3 separate regions of the Mus musculus genome follow, and regions 1 and 2 are each linked to region 3. Evidence: chromatin loops called from intact Hi-C (ENCODE). Cell type or tissue: gastrocnemius. All regions are shown on one strand.

Region 1 (8,000 bases), 57 kb after region 3:
TAGTACAAGCAAAACTGTGTTAAGTCCTGAAATTTAATATCTTCAGTTTTCATTTTTTTTTTACACCTTTCTGTATCTTCAAATTCCTTTTCTTAGATAGGGTATCATTCCATTCAATGACTGAATTAATTTTATTAGCTAGCCTATGAATGAGCATGTATGTTTTATTAATTTATGTTACCATAGCACTCAGTGTTACAATGGACATCCTCTAAAATCTTCTTTAATGACTTGTATGAAAATATTTATAAATTAATTTGTTGAAATCAATGAGCGTGTGCAAGTCAAGCCTTGACAAGTACAGCTATACACCTGAAAGTTAGTCATGGACACCAAGACGGCTCCCTGGACAGGAGGGCTTGCTCCATAAACACTGTGGCCTGAGTTCATCCTGTGTTCACACCCACACAACGGTGTGGAGAGAAAAAAAAAAAAAGAAAGTCTACAAAGTTGTTCTATGACAACCACACGTGACAAATGACATAACAATGAAACTTTAAAATGTTTTTTTTTCTTTCTTTTTTTTTTTTTTGGAGAAAGGGTCTGACTTTGTAGCCCTGGCTGGTCTTGAAATTACACAGATCTGCCTGACTCCGCTTTTCAAGTTCTAGGACTTAAAGGCGTGCGTGCACCACCACACTCAGCTAGCATTTTTCTTAAAATTTTAACTGAATACAACTTCTACTGTTCTAAACAATGTATGAGACAGCAGGCTTCCTCATCTCCAATTTCATGTCCTGAATGTTTCCGAATTACTCATTGAAGAAAATATACCATTGCTATTTTAATTCTGTAATAATGGTTGAAAATGAGCATATATTTTGAGACAGGGTCTCACTATATAAAACAGGCTAGCCTTGAACTAACAGAGATCTGTTTGCTTCTTCCCCGACCCACCCCTGAATTAAAGCCATTCACAATCATGTCTAGTGAAAATGAGCATTTTTAAAAGATATTTATTGATTCCTTATTCTTACTTTTGCAACAAACTTTACATGTTGTCTGATGATTTTCTTTTTCTGAGGATTTATTTTTTTTTCCAAATTTGTATTAGGTATTTACCTCATTTACGTTTCAAATGCTATCCCGAAAGTCCCCTATTACCCTGCCCCCCCACTCTCCTACCCACCCACTCCCGCTTCTTGGCCCTGGCATTCCTCTGTACTGGGGCATATAAAGTTTGCAAGACCAAGGGGCCTCTCTTTCCAGTGATGGCCGACTAGGCCATCTTTTGATACATATGCAGCTAGAGACAAGAGCTCCTGGGTACTGGTTAGTTTATATTGTTGTTCCACCTATAGGGTTGCAGACCGCTTCAGCTCCTTGGGTACTTTCTCTAGCTCCTTCATTGGGGGCCCTGTGATCCATCCAATAGCTGACTGTGAGCATCTACTTCTGTGCTTGCCAGGTACTGGCAAAGCCTCACAAGAGACAGCTATATCAGGGTCCTTTCAGCAAAATCTTGTTGACTTATGCAATAGTGTCTGCGTTTCGTGAATGATTATGGAATGGACCCCCAGGTAGGGCACTCTCTGGATGGTCCATCCTTTCGTCTCAGCTCCAAACTTTGTCTCTGTAACTCCTTCCATGGGTATTTTGTTCCCCCTTCTAAGAAGGAGCAAAGTATCCACACTTTGGTCTTCGTTCTTCTTGAGTTTCATGTGTTTTGGAAATTGTATCTTGGGTGTTCTATGTTTCTGGGCTAATATCCACTTATCAGTGAATGCTTATCATGTGAGTTCTTTTGTGATTGGGTTACCTCACTCACGATGATGCCCTGAGAATTTATTTTTAATATTTTTATTTATGTGTGATGTGTGTGAACACCAAATATGTGCAGCTGCCTTTGGAAGCCAGAAGGGGACATCTGAGCCCTTGAAGCTGGAGCTATTGACCCTTTGGTCTGAGCCACTCTGTGTGGCTGCCTGGAACCGAACTCACGACTTCTGAAAGCTAACTGCTGGGCCATTTTTCCAGCACCCTGTGCCCATTTTCTAATGGTTACCTATTGAGTGAGGTGTATGGTTTCAGTTTTCCTTTTATTTGCATTTTGCAATTGTGTCTGTGTGCGTGTATGTGTGTGAATTCCAATGTATATTATATGGATTAAAGTAGCTGAAAAAGAGAGACGGTGTGAACGTCCCAGACATTGGAATGCAGGCTGGGCAAGAGACACAGCAACGGGGAGGTTTACAGGCTCTGCTCCTTGGGAGCAATTAGCCAGGAACAGTCAGGAAGCAGCCAGTACCTCATTCTGAGGCATTCACACACTGCTGGTGAAGGGTGATAGAGTCATGTTAAAATACCCTCTTCAATAGAGTTATCCTCTTTAAAAAAAAAAAGAAAGTATGGGACACCCATTATCAGAGGACAAATTAATATGCATCTTGCCCATGCCAGTTCTTCCAGCCAGCTTAATTCTCATCAGCCACTATAATTTATTAACAGGGAGGGGGGAAAGACATGAATCAGCTTAATGTGATATAAGTAGGGCGTTGCCATAACAACAAGATGCAGTCTGTTTTCTCCTATTTATGTGCAGTTTATTTTCTCCAGAGCCTCCGAGTTTTTGTCTAAAACAAATGGACTATGAAACATCTTGTTCTGAACAGCCCACCCTATCCTTCTGTGGTGTGTGTGTGTGTGTGTGTGTGTGTGTGTAAGTAACCACTTTTTTTTTTCTGGGAGAGAAAGAAACCAAAGCACTTGTTTTGTTTTGTTCTTTTTTAAAATTGTGTTTATAGCGAAGGGCCCACTACCAAGCTTGGATTCTTCTGTGATTTTGCCGAATTCATTTTCTTTTTTTTTTTTTTTTTTTGTTTTGTATTGTTTTTCCACCCCTGAGACAGGAGACTCCTCACTGAAACCACTGGGAAAATACCCAAAATACATGCTAGAAGCAAACTGAAACTAATAGTACGTCACAAAGGAAACAATCGTGTTCCGGATGCAGACTCCACGACTGGCTGGAACCAGCCTCCCTCCCCGCCTCGTGCCCCTCCCCCCAAAACACACACACACACACACACACACACACACACACACAGAGTCTCCAACTTGGTTCGGCCTGGAGACAAGTCTAGGAACAAAACCAGGTTCTGACTGGTGACACTGTCTGCTTGCCAAGGGCACTTCTGATAACTTTAGAGCCTGGAACCTAGAACCTTGAGCATGGAAGGCAGGCGCTCTAACCACTAGGCTACACCCCAGCCTACACTATGCTTACTTAAGCAATCTTACCTTCTGTGTGCAACCTCGTCTCTTGTCTGAAATGCGCTGCACAAAGCAGACACAGCGCATGAAGGACGTCCATAACTTTGGCAGTTTTCCACTTTCCTTTAAGAGTAAACAATTCAAATTCTTAGAACAAAGATGGATTTAGTCACTTCCAGGCCATAGAAGGCATCGTTTCAGGAGAGCAAAAGAAGGAAGCATTGCAGAGCCCTTCTAACCACCTTACACTCCAGCTCCCCAACAAAATGCTGGGCCATTTTTCCTGCACCCTGTGCCCATTTTCTAATGGTAGCGCAGGCCTGTAATCCCGGTAATTTGGACACCGAGTTCAAGAGTTCAAGGCCAGTCTTCGATACATAAGGGTTTGAGGCCAGTTTAAGCTTCGAGGACCCAAATCCCATCCTCTTTCCTACCTCCCCAAGTTCACAGATTCAGATCCAATAGCCCAGCGTCTAAGCCCCTGCCTGCTTCTGCTTAGTGAGTAGCAAAGACACTGAGTGCTGAGTCCCCCCATCCTCCGTGCTCCCTCGGTGCTCCCTCTGGCATTTGCTTTTTGTTTTTGAGGCAGTCTCATGTAGTCCAGCTGGGCTTTATCCTCATCAAGTAGCTGTGGTGCCCTGGGATGTTTCACCTTCTAGCCCTCACTTGCTTAGTTTGGATTTTATTGCTGTGAAGACACGTGTTCAAGGCGACTCTTACAAAGGACAACATTTAACTGGGGCTGGCTTATAGTTTCAGAGGTTTGGTCCATTATTATCATGGTGGGAAGCATGGCAGTGTGCAGGCAGACATAGTGCTGGAAGAGCCAAGAGTTCTACATCTTATTCCAAGGGTAGCCAGAAGGAGATTGTCTCTTTTGTAGGTAGCCATGAGTCTCTTCCTCACTGGGCAGAGCCTGAGCAAAGGAGCCCTCAAAGCCCACCCCCACAGTGACACACTTCCTCCAATACAGCCACACCTCCTAATAGTGCCACTCCCCATTGCCAAAACATTTAAACCACCACATTCTACTCCCTGGCCCCCATTGGCTTGTTCAAACACATGAGTCTTTTGGGGGTGTAGGGGGTGCATATCTAGCCATAGCCTAATGCAAAATACACTTAGTCCAATTTTAAAGCCTCCATATCGAGTCTCAACAATGTTAAAAGTCCAAATTTCAAAATCTCTTCTGAGATTCATCCAATCTCTTAACTGTAACCCCCTATAAAATCAAAGAGCAGATCACATAATTCCAACATACCATGGCATAGGATATACATTCCCATTCCAAAATGTCAAAGGGAGGAAACACTAGACCAAAGCAATACCAAAATCAGATGGGCAAACTCCAAATTCTGCATCTCCATGTCTGACGTCCAACTCTTTTCAGCTTTGATGACTACAAAACAAGTCTTTCTCCTGGGCTGGTTCCACTCCTTTTTAGCAGCTTTCCTCAGCGGGTATCCCACAGCTCTGGCCTCTCTAACATCTTGGGGTTCCAAGGCAACTTCAACTTCACAGCTTCTTGTTCTAATGTCTGGGATCCACACGTGATCTGGCTTTTCCAAAGGGCTTGGGTGACTTCTCCAGCTCTGCCCTCTGTAGCACTCTAAGCTCTAGTTGACTCCACTGCATTGCCACTGCTGTTCTTGGTGATCATCCTATGGTACCATCATCTCCATTGGAATCTTCTGCTAAAATTAGGCTTCATCAATAGCCTCTCATAGACTCTCTTCATGGTGCCAACCTCAACTTCTTTGCATGGCCACTTCAGTCCTGGGCTGTTAACTGCAACTGAGGTTGCACCATCGCCAATGGCCTTTCCTGGCCTCTCACAGTATCAAGCCTCAGTTGCTTTCCATGATCCCTTCTATTACTGACTCTAAGCCAGAGCCACAAGAATGAAGCTGCCAAGTTCTGCGGCTTGCTGGGGCTGGAACATTGTCCTATTACGTCATCACCAGCTTTCTGTTTTCCAACTCCTTCGACGCTTAAGCTTTTATTTTTATTTTTTATTTTTAACATGGAACTTGCTCTGTACCAGACTGCCCTTGAACTCAGAGATCTTCTTGCTTCTGTTCGCTGGGATTAAAAGTGTGTACCACAATGCCTGTGGCCACTATGCCTCAAAATTCAGATCAAAAGCCTGTGTCTCCCAGGCTTCCATTTCTGAGTTGTAGTTTATTCCAGATTAAAAGTCCAAATGAAAACAATAATCAGGTAGAAATGAAGCCTACCATGGTACAACTGTCTCTTGTTCAACTGCAAACACCTCAACAGTGAGCTTAGCTGGGCAGAAACTCACCCTGAGGTCACCACTCCCGGAATCCCATTTCACAGCCTTTACACAGTATTTAGCTTCATTTCACTTCCTGGTAGCCCTTTGCTCTTGAGCCAGACATTTTCTATTTTTTTCTGTTCTAAGCTTGCTACTCTTGATCTAAACACTCTTCAAAAGAGTAAACCACGTGGCAGAGTATATGCTAGGCTTTTTTGAGACCTCCTCTGAATCTTTTTACCTTAGCCTCAAACAGACTCTTCATACAAGGGCAAAAGGCAGCCACATTCTCCACCAAAACATAAGAACGACCTCTAGGCAACATACTAAAATTTCTCTCCTCTGAAACCTCTCGAGCCAGGCCCCCAAAGTCTAAATCACCCTCAGCACCACTGTCTTCATGCGACGCGTCTACTAGAATGCCCATTAAACCCCACTTAAAGTATCCCAATGCTTTCCAAAGTCCCAAAGTCAACATTCCTTCAAACAAAAGCATAGTCAGGCCGATCACAGCAATGCCGCAGTTCCTGGTACCAACTTGTATCTTAGGGTTCCCATTGCTGTGAAGAGACATCATGACCAAGAGGACTCTTATACAGGACAACATTTAATTGGAGCTGGCTTGAGGCTTCCAAGGTTCAGTCCATTATCATCATGGTGAGAAGCATGATGCTGAAGGAGTGGAAAGTTGTATACATTGATTTGAAGGCAATCAAGAGGAGACTCACTTCTGTATGCAGCCAGGATCCCACACTGGGTGGAGCCTGAGCAGATGAGACCTCAAAGCCCACCTACACAGTGACACACTTCCTCCACGGCCACACCTTCTCCAATAAGGCCACGCCTCCTAATAGTGCCCCTCCCTCTGGCCAAACCTTCAAACCACCACAAACGCAAATCCTCCTTCCTCTGTCCCAGCACCTCTGGCTTGATCTAGCTTGTAGATTTTTGCATTCTTGAGTTTGTGAGACACTCCCATACCAAAATCTACCCACATTTTCTCAAGCTAACTCCAGATGGTTTTTGTTACGCACGGCAGGGCCCCAGTAAAGACTGTCCTTATCTGAGCCCTTCTAGGGAAGGAAGGTGAGCTTCCGCTGCGCTCCCTGTGGACTGCTTCCATCTCTACACTCACGTGGCTCTACCCCTGGGGTTCTTGCCATTTCTGACCCCTCACCCGTGTATGCTGGACCTTCAGCCTCTGCTGTAGTTAACTCCCAGCTTCCTAAACTTCAGGTCACAACCCTCTCACGTTTTGACAACTAGAGTCACAAAAACATAGCAAGAGAAAACGGTTTCTGAATAGACAGTGATTGAAGATAAATGGAAAATCAACTGCACAGTGACAAAACATTAATTCAGAATCAACTGCTTCTTGAACCCCAGGTGTTTCTGTCCGTGCCCACTTGCATTGCGCTGCGTGTGGCTTCACTATAGCCTTGTCCCGAGCGACAGCATCTCCGTTTTACACAGTAAGACAAACAAACAGTAAGACAGAACCTGCTCTAAAACAGCTTGTCCAGATTCAAGAGGGAGTGCTGGCCCAGTCTTTTTTTTTTTTTTTTTTTTTTTTGGTCTTTTCTTGCGCGATGCTGCAACAGGATCCTTCTGCACACGTTTATTGGGAGAGCTTGATTGCAGAGGCGAAGTGACCCCAAGCCCAGAACTGGTGCTGCTTATATAGGCCTAGGAAAGGTGTTTTCTCTCATCTGATTGGTTAACTTGTCTCTCATCTGATTGGTTAACTTGTCTCTCATCTGATTGGTTAACTTTGGTTAATTCTCAAAACCTCATCTTGGCAAAAGAACCTTTACTGCCTATGTATGTGTGGTGGCCAGCAGTAGCCAACTGCCACTCTGTAACTGCCACTCTGCAACAGCTTCCCACAGTCTTTATTTATTTTTTATTAGATATTTTCTATATATACATTTCAAATACTATCCCGAAAGTTCCCTATACCCTCCCTCCGCCCTGCTCCCCTACCCACCCACTCCTGCTTCTTGGCTCTGGCATTCCCGTGTACTGAGGCATATAAAGTTTGCAAGACCAAGGGGACTCTTTTATCAGTGATGGCCGACTAGGTCATCTTCTGCTACATATGCAGCTAGAGATACGAGCTCTGGGGGTAATGGTTAGTTCATATTGTTGTTCCACCTATAGGGTTGCAGACCCCTTCAGCTCTTGGGTACTTTCTCTAGCTCCTTCATTGGGGGCCCTGTGTTCCATCTTATAGATGACAGTGAGCATCCACTTCTGTATTTGCCAGGCACTGGCATAGCCTCATACGAGACAGCTATAACAGGGTCCCTTCAGCAAAATCTTGCCGGCATATGCAATAGTATCTGGGTTTGGTAGCTGATTATGGGATGGATCCCCAGGTGGGGTAGTCTCTGGATAGTCCATCCTTTCGCTGGCTGAAGTCTTTAATCCCAGCACTCAGGAGGCAGAAGCAGGTGGATCTCTGTGAATTTGGGGCCAGCCTGGTCCAGGACATCCCAGGCTACACATA
Region 2 (8,000 bases), 180 kb before region 3:
GTCAAAATATCAATCCTTAGAGCACTTGTAATAAAGCAATATTAAGGGAAGGCACACAGATCCGTTTATCAACTAAAGCAAGGACATTGGAGCATTTGTTATACAGGATGCCATGGTTCCAGGAGACTAAGTTTCTGTGAACTTTTCGCCTCAGGACAGCGCCCAGGTTTTCGGGGCCTGTGGTGCTTGTCACTACTGGAGTGGATGTAGCAGTCCTCTGTGTGGGCCCTGGTGCTGCAGCTATTTTTGAATCATCTCTGTTGCTGTAAGTAGCTCTCACCCGTGCCTGTAAGTAACCCAAATAAAGCCCAGGGCTGGAGGGGTATTTGCTGTTCTTGCAGAGAAGTCAGGATCTATTCTCAGCACCCACTCACATGGTGGCCCAGACCTCTCCATAATTCTAGTCTGACACCCTCTTCTGGCCTCTGTGGGCACCAGGCACTCATGAGGTGTGTGATATACATGCAGGCACATGTAGGAAAATAAATATACCATTAAAAACAAACCAAGGACAAAAAAGGGCAGTTAAAGACAGCAAGTGCCTTCCCTAAACGCCAAGAAGTTGAGAAAGGAAGTTTTTAAAAGCAGAAGCAGGAAAAGTGGTAGGTTTTTTTAAGACCACTGTTTTATAATTTTTAACAGAATAATTGACTGAAGGCTGAGGCCATCTAATACCACTGCTGACAAGTCCATTAGGGACAGGGAGTTGGGCAGGGATGGGGCACCATCCTGGCCTATGAATCTGTGTCTGAACTGAGGGACAGCAACTAGGCCTTGTGTGATGGTCTGCATGAAAATAGCCCCCCTAGGCTCACAGGGAGTGGCACTCTTGGGAGGTATGGTCTTGTTGGTGTAAGTGTGACTTGTTAGAGGAACTGTGTCACTGGGGGTGGGCTTTGAAGTCTCAGATTCTCAAGCCAGGCCCAGTGTCTCACTCTCTTCCTTCTACATCCCAACTAGGATGTAGAACTCTCAGCTACCTCACCAGCACCATGTTGACCACACGCCACCATGCTTCCCACCATGACGATAATGGACTAAATCTCTGAACTGGAAGCCAGCCCCACGTAAATGTTTTCCTCTAGAAGAGCTGCTGTTGTTTCTTCACAGCAATAGAACACTGGCTAAGACAGCACTGAAGGGCTTGTGGTATGGGGAAGAACTATACAACAGCACACCTCTGGTGCTGTCACCAAAGGATTTCTCCTGGGCTTCAGATCTACAGTTCACAGGAAACCCAGGGTTAGAAGGACACCATAAAGAGGTTGTTCTGTAGAGGAGTAAACTACTACACATCTGCAGTAGAGGAAGAACAAGAAGTGTCTCAGGTGAGGAAGAGTATAGGGTTTTCTTACAGCGTTACAGATACTGTGACCAGTTATCTGAGAGGAGCAGGAAGACCAAGAGAAGTGAGAACACAAAAAGATACAAAAGCACTCAGATGCTTTGTTACAATAAAACAAGATGTAGCCGGGCAGTGGTGGCGCACGCTTTTAATCCCAGCACTTGGGAGGCAGAGGCAGGCAGATTTCTGAGTTCAAGGCCAGCCTGGTCTACAAAGTGAGTTCCAGGAAAGCCAGGGCTATACAGAGAAACCCTGTCTTGAAAAACAAAACAAAAAAACAAGATGTACACACAGATTTGCATGCACATACACATAGACACACACAAACACATGTGAACACACACACACATGCACACAAAGACAGACACATGAAAAGACAGAGCATTTTGATTTATAGCAGTTCCACCTGGAAGCAGTCTAACTGCCAAGCAGTGGATATCTATGGATAGGATACAATGTAGCCACAGAAAAGAATGAACCACGGTGTGGGGGAAACTCAAAGCATCATGTAGAGTATGAAAAGCAGCACACAGCATTCTGCAATGACCTTCTTAATATGGGATTTAGAGCAGGCAAGACACCCAGCAAAAGAACCAAGAACAGTGTTCACTGAGTGTCATAGGGGCCACTCTGTGCGGTCATGGACATGTTCTTTAGCCTGGGAAGAAAGAGGATCAGTTGCAGCACACTTGTCAAAATTCATCCAACCGTGTGTGGAACGACTACGCGTTTGTTTATAAAAATGTATAGCAATTATTTATCTATGTGTCTATGTGTGGGGATAAGCATGTGTGTGTCCTATAGGCACTCATGTGGAGGTCAGAGGACATCTTGCCCGAGTTTGTTCTCTCCTCCCACCATGTGGCCCTCCGGTGATGGAACTCAGGTTAGCAGGCTTGGCAGCAAGTGGCTTTACCTGCTGAGCTAGCCTGCAAACCCTAGCTGGGTGTTTCAGTGTATGTAGGGGAGTGTTATTTGAGGGAGGGAAGGATGGGTGAAAGAGAAAAGGAGAGAGAGAGAGAGAGAGAGAGAGAGAGAGAGAGAGAGAGAGAGAGAGAGAGGCAGGGCACAGAACTAAGAGACAGAGCAACACAGTGCTGTGTGGACTTCTGGGACCCACAAACAATTGAGAAACATTTTGAAGAAAATCCCAAGGTGAGCAGAGTGCAACCCCAGTAGACCACTCTAGTGTATACTAGATGTGGCGAAGTGTGCTAGAAAAGCCCCTCCATTCCAACAACGTATCCCACAGCCTTAAGGTAAAGCAACATAATACTCACATGGGTTACATTTGTGCAGGGAAGAAGGAAACGGGAGTAAGGGGAGTGGCAAAAACTGGGGTGTGCCAAACTCCATGTTCTGACACACGGGCCTAATAGTTATTTTCACTTTTCTCTAGTGTCTATTCTAAAAATTTCACAGCCAAAAAAAAAAAAAAGTCTTCGGAATACAGGAGACTCAGTCGCAGTAATGTCGATCAGACTAGAGACCCCTTCTCTGCTTCGGCTTTGGGCAGATTGTTCACTTTTATTATTAAAATCCACACACCTGGTGGGTTATATTTCATTTTTTTGTTGGTCGGTTTTGAGTCCCAGGCTGGTCTAGAATTTGCTGTAAAAGCCAAGATTAGCCTTGACGACTCCTCACTCCATGGTCCAAGAGCTGGATGGGATGGCAGGCATGAACCACCGGTCCACCCACTAACCACTCAATGCCCCAGCCCAGCCAACAGATATTTATTAAGAAATAACCACAAGCCGGGCGTGGTGGCACACGCCTTTAATCCCAGAACTCGGGAGGCAGAGGCAGGCAGATTTCTGAGTTCGAGGCCAGCCTGGTCTACAAAGTGAGTTCCAGGACAGCCAGGAGTATACAGAGAAACCCTGTCTCGAAAAACCAAAAAAAAAAAGAAAGAAAGAAAGAAAGAAAGAAAGAAAGAAGGAAGGAAGGAAGGAAGGAAGGAAGGAAAGAAAGAAAGAAAGAAAGAAAGAAAGAAAGAAAGAAAGAAAGAAAGAAAGAAAGAAAGAAAGAAAGAAAGAAAGAAAGAAAGAAAGAAAACCACAAACGTCCCACAAACCTATCGCCCCTCTTCCCTATTTTCAAGGTCTCCGTTCCATTGGCTTTCTCAAGCTGTTTTCTGCCTGGTATAACCTCATTTTGCCACCAGGGAGCGCGCCATCACCAAATTTGCAGCCACTTGAGGTGACAGTCCTGAAACTGGTTACCAATCTGAGGCACGCCCATGACCACTGGTAGCAATTGTTTAGGCACGTCTCTCTAGTGACTTCATCTTTTTCAGGAAACAATTAGCCTGTTTGAACAGAACAGGTTAGGCAAATTCTTAACTGGAAAATCAGTAAGTCCTTTTGCAGGGCGTGTTGGGACACTTTGCACTCTTTCAGCTGAGTTAGGGTGTGGACCCTTTGTCCTCACGTGATGGCTGGGCAAGGAGGCAAATAGCCCTCTTATGCAGGCACAACCCTTCCTTTGTCCTGGGCGGCCTGGGCAGCGTTGGGGGCGGGGAGCACCTGTGGCTGGGATGAACAGACCCAAAGCAGTAAGGGGTCACAGACCAGACGCTGCAGCCCCCTCGGCCTTTTCTTCCTGGAACCCAGCGAGTTCCGGGCCACCTTCAGAAACACAAGCAAGGCTTTTAGACTAGGACAAGGGGCTGGAGGAGAGGGTGAGAGTTGAAGCACCCTTCTCAATGCGATTTGCCTGGGCTATTTCCAACCTGTTCAAGAAAGCCCTTGGAAATACGGGGTGCTGAAGGCCTGTCTCAGTCTGACCGCTGTCCCCCAGATCCGTACAATTCAGTCAGTGTGGATTCTAACCCCTTGCCCGCACCCCCACTCCACCGACGGCTGCCCGGTTTTCTCTATGAAGCAGCTACATCCAACGCTCTCTCCCAAACCCTGTGAGTTCAGGTTAAGGGTGCTTTGCGGACTCCCAGCAATTCTGTCTAAGCTTTAACTACAGTCATACATCCCCACACTTCTGACTCTCACTAAACTCTAAGGGACATAACGACTTGTTTGCTTTTTTGATACACACTCATTTGCCCAGCTAGCCTGGATCTCTAAGAAAATCTAAGGGTGACTTATAACTCCGGCCTCCCTGAGTGCTGGGATCATTATGCCAGGCAAGCACTGAACCCCCATAAAGCCATTTGAAAATTAAAAATATCCTCCACGTCTGTCATTTTCTCCCCTGAGACTGTGCAAACAGACCCCAAGGATCGCAGCGCTGGGATGTAAGAAAGTATTTGAGAACAAGAAACCTTCTGAAAGCCCCTCATCACTGAGGCACTGCCTCTGTGTACAAAACAGGCCTGGGGAGCAAGGGAGAGGAAGGCTTCGCAAAGACAGGAATGACAGCTGATGAGAGAGATTGGGAGGAGCACGACAAAGGATACTTTTTTTTTTTTCCCCTTTCTGGTGCTTTCTGTAGTCACGCCTTCAATCCCAGCACTGGGGAGGCAGAGACAGGTGGCTCTCTGTGAGTTCCAAGACAGCCTTGTTTACTTAGGGGGTGGGTTCTAGGTTAGCCCTATCCAGAAAGAGAGGAGAGAGAGGGAGGGAAGGAGAGAGAGAGAGAGAGAGAGAGAGAGAGAGAGAGAGAGAGAGAGAGAGAGAGAATATACCTGTCATGTTCAAAGCTGAGACTACAGAAGACCACCATCTTTTGTCCCACATTCTCCAAATCTCCTGATCCCTGCCCACTCCGGGCCATCCAAACGGTGCTATCACGAGGACTGTGATAATTAAATTCTGGCTGTCGGGCTGACGAGATGGCTCAGTGGGTAAGAGTACCCGACTGCTCTTCCAAAAGGTCTGGAGTTCAAATCCCAGCAACCACATGGTGGCTCACAACCATCCATAACGAAATCTGACGCCCTCTTCTGGGGTGTCTGAAGACAGCTACAGTGTACTTACATATAATAAATAAATAAATCTTTAAAAAATATATAATATAAAAAAAATTCTGGCTGTCATGTGCACTGGGCACTGAGGTAGGTACTGAAGAATTCATATACAGCCACAGTCGGGGCTGGGTAGTGAGTGAGACGCTCCCGTGGTGGAGAGAAGTGTAGAGCTTGGCAAGATTACAAAGGAGATGGGAACTGATCTGGTCCCCCAGTCAGTGGGTACATGAGTGGCTTACCGAGGGACACTGGGTTGAGCTATGGGACACAGCTGTACAGAGGACAGTCAAATACTTGACCTCCTGGAGGGGCATTCTAGTGATGCATGCTACACTAAGTCAGAATTTTGTTGGCAGTAGAAAGGGGAAGAGGTCAGGGGAGTTGGAGAGGGAGAAGTGACTCTTGAATGGTGACTCACAGATGAGAGGTGTAGGCGCCTGGGGGCGGGGCCCTGGGCATTGGGAGCAGAGGGTGTGCAGCACATTTGGGGAACAGCAAAGGGAGGGACTGGCGTGGCACAGGCAAGGAAGAGAGAGAAGCAGAAGGCATGGGCAGGCTTTCTGAACTGTTCCAAAGGGGGTAACTGTGGGAGTGGCCAGCTACTGGGAAACGCGGCTCTAAAAGAGAAATCAAAGCACTAGCTTGCAGCTTTGCTGATTCCACCAGGCACCGGTGTATGTAAAGGTGTAAAGTCTGAGCAGAGATCTAGGAGCGATCAGCTCCCAGCTTCAGCCGCTCAGGACGGCTAATGCTGACAGTGTCTGACTCCTGATACAGGGTCACACTTGCTGCAGTGCTGAGGGCAGAGCCTGCGGGGACTAAAGGAGACAGTAGGGTAGAAGCCCGGCTCCAGGGAAGTCTGGTAGTGGGGGAATAAGACAGTCTCAGAGGTGAGCGGTAGAGGAGGCCCCGAGGAGCTAGCAGGTTCTGGGCATGACTGAATACACCTGGATTTCTTGGCAGACTGATGGTGGAGTACAGAGGAGAACGATTCAGGGAGGCGCCAAGGTTAAAGGAAAGTTTTGGGGAGAGTACGAAGCTCTAGGAAGAAGAGAACACTGTGGAAAGTGGTGCTTGTAAGCTTGTAACCTATTGTGGAACAGGAAACAAAGAGATGCAGGTACCAAGGCAGCATTGGACAAACCAACAGACAGAACTAGACACAGGGCTCTGCGATAGGTGTGCTGCAGAGAGCGCTCAGGACTTGGGCCTGGGTCACAGAGATTCGTTAGTATAGGACTCTGAGCGAGAGCGCATGTACGCACTCGCATGAGAGAGAGAGAGAGAGAGAGAGAGAGAGAGAGAGAGAGATGTCTTTGAGGGCATGCCTGTTTCTGGAAGTATAAACTTTGTGGTGACTTCATTTATTACATGCTAGCTAGACGCCAAAAAAAAAGTTGCTGTTTTTATAGAGATCCCACAACATCCCTGTGAAAATTTTTGATAATATTTTTACACCTTATTTGCTTGCAAAATAAATTTTACAAATTCCCTTTCATTTTTAGCTTTTATGAGATTACAGTTCCGGTTATTTAGACTGAGCTATATACAATAAATGAGCTTTAAAAATGGAAATATAAACATCTATCTGCAGTTAAGTATTTGTGATGGATGACAATGTTCCTAGAACGACAGATGTAAGTCAAACGGTTTGGTTAACAGAAAAAATGATCGTTTGAGCATGATAAAGGAGATTTGGGCTGAGAGCAACATAATAGCAATAATAGCACTGAAAGTTACAAACACACTTTCTGCATGCTTCCACAATTTGTTCTTAAAAAAAAAAAAAAATCAGCCGGGCGTGTTGGTGCACGCCTTTAATCCCAGCACTCGGGAGGCAGAGGCAGGCAGATTTCTGAGTTTGAGGCCAACCTGGTCTACAGAGTGAGTTCCAGGACAGCCAGGGCTACATAGAGAAACCCTGTCTCGAAAAACCAATAAGTAAATAAATAAATAAAATAAAAATAAAAAAAGAAAATCATTTACAAAATGCCTCCATTGCTAAACAGGAAAGCAAAGGCTGGCCCGCAGTCAAATGGCTCCATCTCTTGCCTTTGTCCATCTACCACGCTGGGAAAGACTTACAGGAAGCCCGCCCCAGACCCAAGGCCAGGCAGGCAGGGCTCCTGGCAGGCCAGGAGGAAATCCTCTGCGAGCAGCTCCATCTGGCCACTGATGGTACACTTCTGTCATCCTGGCACTTGAGACACGGAGGCAAGACGATCAGGCGCTCCAGACCAGCTGGAGATATACAGGAAGATCTTGTCTCAAAAAACAGAAATGGGTCTCTGAGATGGCTGCGGGCAGGGTGGCCCTCGATGCCAAGCCTGGCCACCTTGGTTCGATCTCTGGGAGCCACATGGCAACAGGACAGAATCAAGTCCTATGTGTTGTCCTCTGTGGGAGCACAGCACTAAAGTGTTTGCACACACAGATTTCCCCAGAGAATCCAAGAATGTTAAGCACACAGCAGTCTTTCCAATGGGAAAGTGAGAATTGGAAGTGATCAATAGTCTTGTGATCCTCGTTATCTGTTGGGCCAGGCTATATCAACCAGGACTGCAATATCTAATTGTCTAAATGACCCTTGTAGCCAGAGGCTCCACCAAGTTCTTAATCCAGGACCAGACGTGGTTAATAGCCCAAATGGCCTCTATGCTATCTGTATGACTGAGTCCAGGCCAAAGCATATCTCAAGAAATCACCTTCTTGGAAGAAATGGTATGTGCC
Region 3 (8,000 bases):
TTGCCCAACCAGCTAGCACTGGTAGGTTGTTTCTTAATAGCAAACATGAAGTCATGATATGGTTCTGAAGGCGCTGAGGACTTCCAGCCCCTCAACTAGCTGGGACTAGTTCTAGTGATGTCAAGCCTCACCAGAAAGCAGGCTTACCTCTCTGACCCACTGCCTGACCTGTGCGTCCCCATGTATGTGTCAAGAGTGTTAGGCATGCTCAACAGGCAAACAGACTCAGAAACAGGAGGATGTAGTGGGTTGGCCTAATGCTGCTTGTATTCTAATGCTAATTGCCCCCCCCAAGCTGTTTGCCCCAAAGATGAGAGAGTCTGCACTGAGGGACCCTGCCCTCAGTTAATTCTGATTGGTAAATAAAGATGCCAGCAGCTCCAATAGCTGGGGAGGAGATGCATAGGTGGGGTTTAGGTTTCCCTAGGCTAGAGACCACAAGGAGGAGAAGCAGAAAGGAGTCGCTAGGGAAGAGAGGAACGTGCAGGAGGGAGGAGAGCCATAGTGTGGTAGCTGAGCCATACAAACGTGGCCATGCCAGCTGGCCAAGGCCAACTGGACTTAAGAGCAGCCCAGGCGGAACACAGAACTTAGTTAAGTAGTAAATCGGAGTTATTGGTGGGAAAGAGGATTCTAAGGACGCGGAGGGTAGACAGTTGTCCAGCTATTGCGGTGCCTAAGGCATATCAAAGGAAGAAACAATGGCCACAGCTTTAAGTGTTTTACGTAACCATTGTTTTAAAGAGATATTAATCTCCATAGAAGGGAGTAATAAATAAAAATTGCTTTAATCGTTTGAAGGATAGAAATGAGAAATAATGATAATTGCTTTACATGTTTTTAAGTGTACATGCATGAATAAATAAATCCAGGCCTTTTATCTCAAATGTATGAAACAAAGATATGGACATAGATAAAGAGACACTCAATCTCAATAAATAATCGTTGTTTTAAATTGTTTTAATTGTTTTGAGTTGTTTTAATTATCAAAATTAAGGTGGTTGTAAGCTCTGTGGTATTAATGGTGTTACCGATTCTCTGGAAGAGGAGTCAAAGCAAGCCAGGCCTAACCAAAAACGAGGCTGCTAAGTTAAACCAACCTAAATTTTTGATTATATCGGGTTGCTAGATCAAGGACATGCTATTTTGAGAGCAAGGCTCTACTTTTTGTGTCAACAGGAAAGATGAAAAGGTTTTGGATCCCTTCCAAAGTAATATGAATTAGACATGATAAGGGAAGACCCCATGGAGATCTTGGCTACAGACGGGAAGGAAAAAAAAATCAAGAAGACCAAACAGGATAGATAACATGATTTCTGATTGCTCTACATGGGAGCAGCCCTGAAACTGACTGAGACATAAAAATGTCTCTAGCCAAAACTTCAGTTATACATAACCTATAAATCTTGTTGGTTACAAATTCCTCACAATTCCTCATGTCATCCTTTCAAATGGCACGAATGAAGATTTACTACAATTTGGTTATTGATCAAAGTAACTCATAAAACAGGCAGTTGTCTGTCACCTGCTCAAACAGGAGCAAAATCCATCTTTAACTGATCTCTGCACCTTGCACATTCCATATAAATATCTTTATTGAACTAAATATTGGTTGTAAGGTTCATGTGTTACAGAATGAAACACCAAAAGTGCAGCTCTGACAGGCCTCACCCTTAGGGACGCTGAGGTGACCTGCTGCTGTTCCAGCCCCTACCTTACCCTGCCTCAGAGACTTGCTCACAGAACAGCTTCAGGAATGGCTGCTAATCCCAATGACCTCAGTTCATCCAGCCTTTGGGATGGTTCCAGTCAGGACTTCAGTTAAGCCCTGAAACAGCAGGAGGAAGCTGAGAAACTCCCCCCTAGGCTGCTCCTTTAATGGGTTTTCTTCCTTTTACCACTGAAGAACCAGCGTTTCCAGGGTTAACATAGACCTTGGACAGGCATATATCCCCAGCTTCTCCACAGGTCAACATAATGTTCTGATGATGTTTTCAAGGTTAGCTGCTCAGATTTTTATAAGAAAGGAAGCCATGTTTTATCCATCTGTACTGCCTTCCAATTATTTATCACTATAGGATTTGTAACAATAGGAACTTAATTGACTTCTTTTTTCATGGCATGCCATTTTTTAAGATTTGCCACCCCCCCACACACACACATATTATCTCATCTAATATTCCAAAACCCTATGTGCTCTCTCGTTCTCTCTCATCAGCTGAGGAGACTGGAATAGATGTATAACTGAGTCTAAATTTGCCAAGTATGTGCTAAACAGGCACTGAGTGATATAAAGGGGAAACAGGTGATAGTTTTTCCTCTTCTGGAAACTTAAAGACTTGCATGGATGCTTGAAATATAAAGCAGTTAAGAAGCCACGTGGGCTAGGCGTGGTGGCGCTCGCCTTTAATCCCAGCACTCGGGAGGCAGAGGCAGGCAGATTTCTGAGTTCAAGGCCAGCCTCGTCTACAAAGTGAGTTCCAGGACAGCCAGGGCTATACAGAGAAACCCTGTCTCAAAAAACCAAAAAGAAGAAGAAGAAGAAGAAGAAGAAGAAGAAGAAGAAGAGGAGGAGGAGGAGGAGGAGGAGGAGGAGGAGGAGGAGGAGGAGGAGGAGGAGGAGGAGGAGGAGGAGGAAGAGGAGGAGGAGGAGGAGGAGGAGGAGAAGGAGGAGGAAGCAGCAGCCACCACATGGTATAGCATGAAGCTAAATATTAAAAGACTCAGGGTGGTCTGAACCAGCTAAAGAGTAACTTGTAAGATAAAATGGGTTTGTAGACTTGTGGTCAGAATGCTGTGTGGTGAACCAGCATATGTGAGCTTGGCGAGCAGAGAACTGGGCAGCATCCACATCGCAGAACACAGTGGTGGACTGTGAGGTCCCTTGAGCAGGCTAAGGGGCTGAGATTCTGATCTATGCAAATGGCAACACAGCCAGCCAGGGGACAACACATATGAGGGTGGGACATTTTAAGGGAAGAGATGATAGAACTTCTTGATTGGCTGCAAGTGATGAGGGAGAAAATGGGACAGAAGGAATTCATCCCTTAATTAGTGATGAATGGGGGTGGGCCCAGCCCACTGTGGGCAGTGTCATCCCTTAGGCTGGTGGTTCTGGGTTCTATAAGAAAGCAAACTGAGCAAGCCATGGAGAGCAAGCCAGTAAGCAGCACTCTTTCATGGCTCCTGCCTCACGGTTCCTGTCCTGTTTGAATTCCTGTCCTGATTTACTTCAATAATGAACTCTGATGTGGAAGTGTAAACGACATAAACCCTTTCTTCCCCCAAGTTGCTTTGGTTATGGTGTTTCATTACTGCAACAGAAACCCTACCTAAGACATACTAGAAAAACAGAAAATTCACATAATTAGCTCAGTGTTGGAAGAACGTTATTTCAGGCAACCTGAATCCATGTCCCCGGGCTGTGTCACCGTATTTGGTTGGAGAACAAGCTCTCCCTTGTTCCCTTTGATGTAGAGATAAGAGATGTGTTTTTTGCATTAACACAGAAGATATACAAGAGGTATACTTGGCTAGGTTCTAACAAGACAGGCACAGCCAAGCAGTTAGGATAACATGATCTTGTGCCTGGGAAGGGAAGAATTCAGTTCAAGTTAGTTGACCTGTGTGTCTGCTCTGAGACCCTGTGAGCTACTAGGTCAACGGTGGCAGAAAACGTGGTGTTAGCCTCAGGGAGCTAAAGGCTGGTGATACACACATCCACTAGAAGTGATTACAAAACCTGACACACAGTGCTTAGCACATGTGTGGGGCACAGAGAAGATGATAGTCGCTGACTCTCGGGGCAGGTAGCTGAGAGGCACAGCCGTGGTGGAAAGATGGAAGCCATGACTCAAAGTTTGGAGGAAAAGGCCTGATATGTCAGGGCTTAAGGTTATGGAAGGCTGGAGAGATGGCTCAGGGGTTAAGAGCACTTGTTGCAAAGGACTTGGGCTTGGTTTCTAGCACCCACATGGTGGCTCATAACCATCTGTGACTCCAGTTCAAAAGATCCAGTGCCCTCTTCTGGCCTCCACAGGTACTGCATGCACATGACAGTTGTCACTGCCATATGCATAAGCTATACTAAATAAATCTTACCCTCACCTCCGCCAAAGGATTTGTCTTTTAAGAAAAGAAGGTGATCTCTGGTCAGTCAAGGGAGGACTGAGGAAGGGAACTCAAGGTCTTCAGAGCACTGATCTATCAAAGGGAACCCGAGATTTACAATAGGGAAAAACAGGAGTGAGGGATGGTTATGCTTGGCCTACTTAGAGAAGAGAAAATCAGACCTCCTGGGGTACAGTCCTTGGAGCCTTTTGCTCAGTGAGACTGGCTCAGATCTGCGCTCAGGAATTCTGCCCTTTCAAACTCGGCTTCTTCGGTCTGACTAAAATAGCTCGCTTGTTGGGTCTCTGCCAGCTATCACAAGCTTCTTTGACCCATCTTCCAGACAGCTGTTGGGTGCTTTGCTCGTAGGCACATCTGATGTCACTGGCCGGCCTAAGATTCCACAGTAGCCTCCCGCCGTCTGCTGGGATGCCCCTGCTTTTCAGCATTGCCCACCCCACCCATGTGGCACTGCCAGAGGCAGATGTTTAGGGATAAAGCTAGGCTGGAATCCCTTGCTTCCACGGGGAGGGTCTTATTCACGTTATAAACCCTAGCTTCTTCCCTACCTTCCTTTTGTCATTCCCCTCCCACCCACCCTCCTTCCCCACCTTCCCCACTTCCCATCCCCACCCCCTCTCCACACCATCTTTCTCTCTCCAGTCAGGACTTCTCTGAACACATAGTTTAGAAGGTTCCCACCAAAATGTCTGTTCTTCAGCACCTGCTTCGGGGCAAGGCTACCCTCCCCTTCCTATGCGCCCTCCCCATCCCTCTCCAAATTTGGCTGTTTTGACGCTATCCTGCCCCTGCCAATTTCCCCTATATCTTTCCACATGTCTGTTCCTCTGCCCTGGGACCTGCCTTTTCCAGGTATTTCCAACAGACAAGCAGTGCCTCAGAAACCTTGTCAGACTAACCCAGAACAGGACGTCACGGCTGCCCCTCAGAACTGAAGCCCTATCGCTGTAAATGGTTGTTAGCACGTGCCGCTGTAACAACGCGTTTAAAATATGTTTCCTTAGAGATGATGACATGTTGATATTAGGATAAACTACGTGAAACTGCCAATGTTTGACCATCTTCCGTATATAAAAAGAGTAATTTCATGTGGTCTATCTTGTAGATTTTAACCGGGTCAATCTGACCTCCAGGTCAGTACGGTTTCCTACAGAGAGCAGCAGCAGGATTGGAGTAGCTGAGGGGAACAAAAGGCAAGAAAGAGCCTGGGGAGAGGGAAGGCCAGGCCCACACAGCTTCACAGTAAGGCAAGCTGGCTAGAGCTGGAAAGGATGCGCTCAGAGCGGCCAGCCTATGCCCCCACCCCCATTTCCTCCCACCCCCACCCCGCATGGCTCACTGCTCTTTGTATGAAGAGAAGGTCGTGGTTATTTAATTTCTTTAGCTTTTCCTGTAGACTTCATTTTAGCATTTATAAACAAAATCATCCACACATTTTTTTTTTCTCTTTCAATTAAAAGTAATCCAAGGGAAGGGACTTAATTTGTTTTTGTTTTTCTTATTTGGTCTTTGAGGTGGAGTTTCCTTTGCCCTGAATGAAATGTCACTTGCTGTGTAGACCAGAGGCTGATCGGCCTGGAACTTGTTGCCTCTGCCTCTCAAGTGCTGATATTTCAGGTGTACACTGCTATGCCTCAGAATTTTCTTAGAGATAGGTGGGAAGAAAGAGGCAGGGTGGGCAGAGCTGATCTCATGAATAGAGATTGCTCTTCATTTATTTTACAAGATCCTATTTTGGGTAACAGCAGCTTTCATGTGAAACTCCTTGCCCAATGATTTGAAAAGGAGGAAATTGTTTTTATGTTTTGGAATAGTGCTTAATTGCCAGGAACATGAATTTAAAAACAACAAAAAAAAAAAAAAAAAAAAAAAAACCAACAATGGAGGCATTGCTATTGAAGCCTAAAAAGAAAGCTTGTAGCTCCATTACTGCAGTCCAAGGCAAAGGCAAAATTAATACAATTTACAAAAAAAGTTATTATCAAAGGGGAAATGCCCCCCCCGCCCCCGTCAGATTTGTAGATCTAATTTAGCTAAAAATCAGTTTGGTATAAATGCTCCCAATTCACAAGGGCCACAGCAGACATCCTCCATCAACTCTGCAAAGCCACGCTGCACATTGACTGGGGATTGATTGACTTTTAATTGATCACTTAGAGCAGCGGCTCTCAACTCTCCTCACGCTGCACCCCTTTAATGCATCCCTCATGCTCTGCTGGCCCCAACTATCACATTTCTGTTGCTGCCGTATAACTGTAGCGTGGCTGCCATTGTGACTCATAGTGTAAATATCTGTGCTCGCTGATGGTCTTAGGCGACCCCTGTGAAAGGGTCAGAGGTTATGACCCTTTCACGGGTCTAGAGCATGAGAGGAGAGAGCACAAATCTAAGGTGGGGATCTACAGTTATAGCTCAGAATATCTCTAGGGAAACAGAGCCATCTCAAAGCAGCTGTTTTAGCCACCGCATTGTGTGACACAAAGGAGAATGGTGAAAGGCTGGTGACCTCCACCCAATCCCACGCACAGGACTTCCATTGTCCCTGGTCATTTCTAAACTTTCTTTTGGCCATCCTGCTGACCATCCAGGCTGCCCACCGTCCATTGTCTCTTCAGACACACACATCCAGAGAACATTCCGCCAATAGCTCCACCTATAACACCATCCCTGCTGTCTCCCACTTGGTCTCAAAAGTGTCTTCCTGTCACTGGGAGCCCCCAAACATACTTGAGTGTAGTAATAACCAAGGCTGAGCGAGATGGATGCTGCCTTCACATGGAACTGAGGCTGAAGAACCACAGAGCTCATCCTATGAGGAAGTGTATTCTCTGTCTCTAACCATCAACCTTGTCCTATCTATTCCTTTGTCTGCTTCCATTAAAGATGTATAACCCTAACCAAAATCTAATCTAGGATAGGAGACAAGATCTAAACACTCTGACGACCATAAGTAGTGAGTTCAGGGAGCTGGTGGACAACTCTCTCCATGGATGGCTAGATCCTGAACCTCAGTCATACATGCAATGTCTTGGAACGTGCACTCCCACTGAAACCAAACAAAGAGGCTTGGTGTGCAGTGAACGGAGTCCTAAATTGGGCCTTGGAGTACAGGGGCTCTCGTGTCTTATCTGCTATTGAGTAGCCAAGCAGCCCTGGACAAATCGTTCTCTTCCTTGGATCTTCCGTCATTCCTTCATTAAGGTTCCCAAAGGATAATGGATTAGCATTAAACATAGCTCTTTATCCATTGACATATGGCACAGTCCCATGGCTGTCCCACGATCATAGCAGAATTTGAGATAATCTTACAGGGCAAAGCTGGGATTTCCCACTCCCTTTCCCCCTTTTAAAACCCACATCCTCATTTCAAGACCATAACAGGATGAAGAGAGAGCCTATGAGCACTTTTTAACAGGCTAGATTTTGTAGCTTGTGTTCCTGTATGTGGGCATGTCCCAGCCATCCTCCCCCACATGGTACAAATATTTGTCAAACAGAACTGAACTGGGTGGCTTAAATGTCACTCTGTCTATCCCTCTCTCATCTTCTGACCTTTCTATCCTGTCTCCTCCAACCCCTTTCATAGTCCAAGGGCTGGGCAGTCTGGCATGGACTTGAGACTCGTAGCTTTAATCCACCTGCCTGCGATGCTCATCCAGCCCTGGGAGCTGTGAGCTGAGCCTGGTGACAGAACCAAAGGTCAATTTTCCTTCCTCCTTTCAGCAATCCACAAACAAGAATGTCCCGCGGAGGGCCAAAGCCAGATCGCCTTACGCAGAGCACAGTGAACTCTTTATTGTTTTTCTCCTCCCTATATTTTGGAAGCTCCAGCAGGAATGTGGCCTGAATTTAAACACGGGCAGCCATGG

Evidence for each region. Hi-C counts contacts between places; a loop is a spot of excess contacts. Peaks named below come from ENCODE experiments on the same cell type or tissue, not always from the same donor. Only the 100,000 strongest peaks of a DNase experiment are listed, where the experiment ranks them.
Region 1: a loop joins it to region 3, with 1.9 times the contacts of the local background. A loop is called at or near these places in 3 of 42 quality-filtered maps.
Region 2: a loop joins it to region 3, with 9 times the contacts of the local background. A loop is called at or near these places in 8 of 42 quality-filtered maps.

What each region holds. Positions count from the first base shown.
Region 1 is chr17:88,269,452-88,277,451 of GRCm38, reverse strand. The region is part of intron 3 of Gm31615 (a long non-coding RNA gene); the gene reads left to right. Among named protein-coding and RNA genes, the nearest start is that of 1700116H05Rik, 34 kb to the left of the region's middle. In gastrocnemius, no CTCF peak of the experiment used is centred here; a DNase peak (open chromatin) is centred at 3,082; H3K4me3 peaks cover 1,181 bases; H3K27ac peaks cover 2,103 bases.
Region 2 is chr17:88,506,999-88,514,998 of GRCm38, reverse strand. No RefSeq gene overlaps it. Among named protein-coding and RNA genes, the nearest start is that of Ppp1r21, 19 kb to the left of the region's middle. In gastrocnemius, a CTCF peak has its summit at 3,511 (motif pointing right); DNase peaks (open chromatin) are centred at 3,520, 3,841, 5,748, 7,418 and 2 more places; H3K4me3 peaks cover 485 bases; H3K27ac peaks cover 920 bases.
Region 3 is chr17:88,326,357-88,334,356 of GRCm38, reverse strand. All of the region lies in intron 3 of Gm31615 (a long non-coding RNA gene), which reads left to right. Among named protein-coding and RNA genes, the nearest start is that of 1700116H05Rik, 23 kb to the right of the region's middle. In gastrocnemius, CTCF peaks have their summits at 4,027 (motif pointing left) and 4,564; DNase peaks (open chromatin) are centred at 519, 4,027, 4,471 and 5,369; H3K4me3 peaks cover 413 bases; H3K27ac peaks cover 7,722 bases.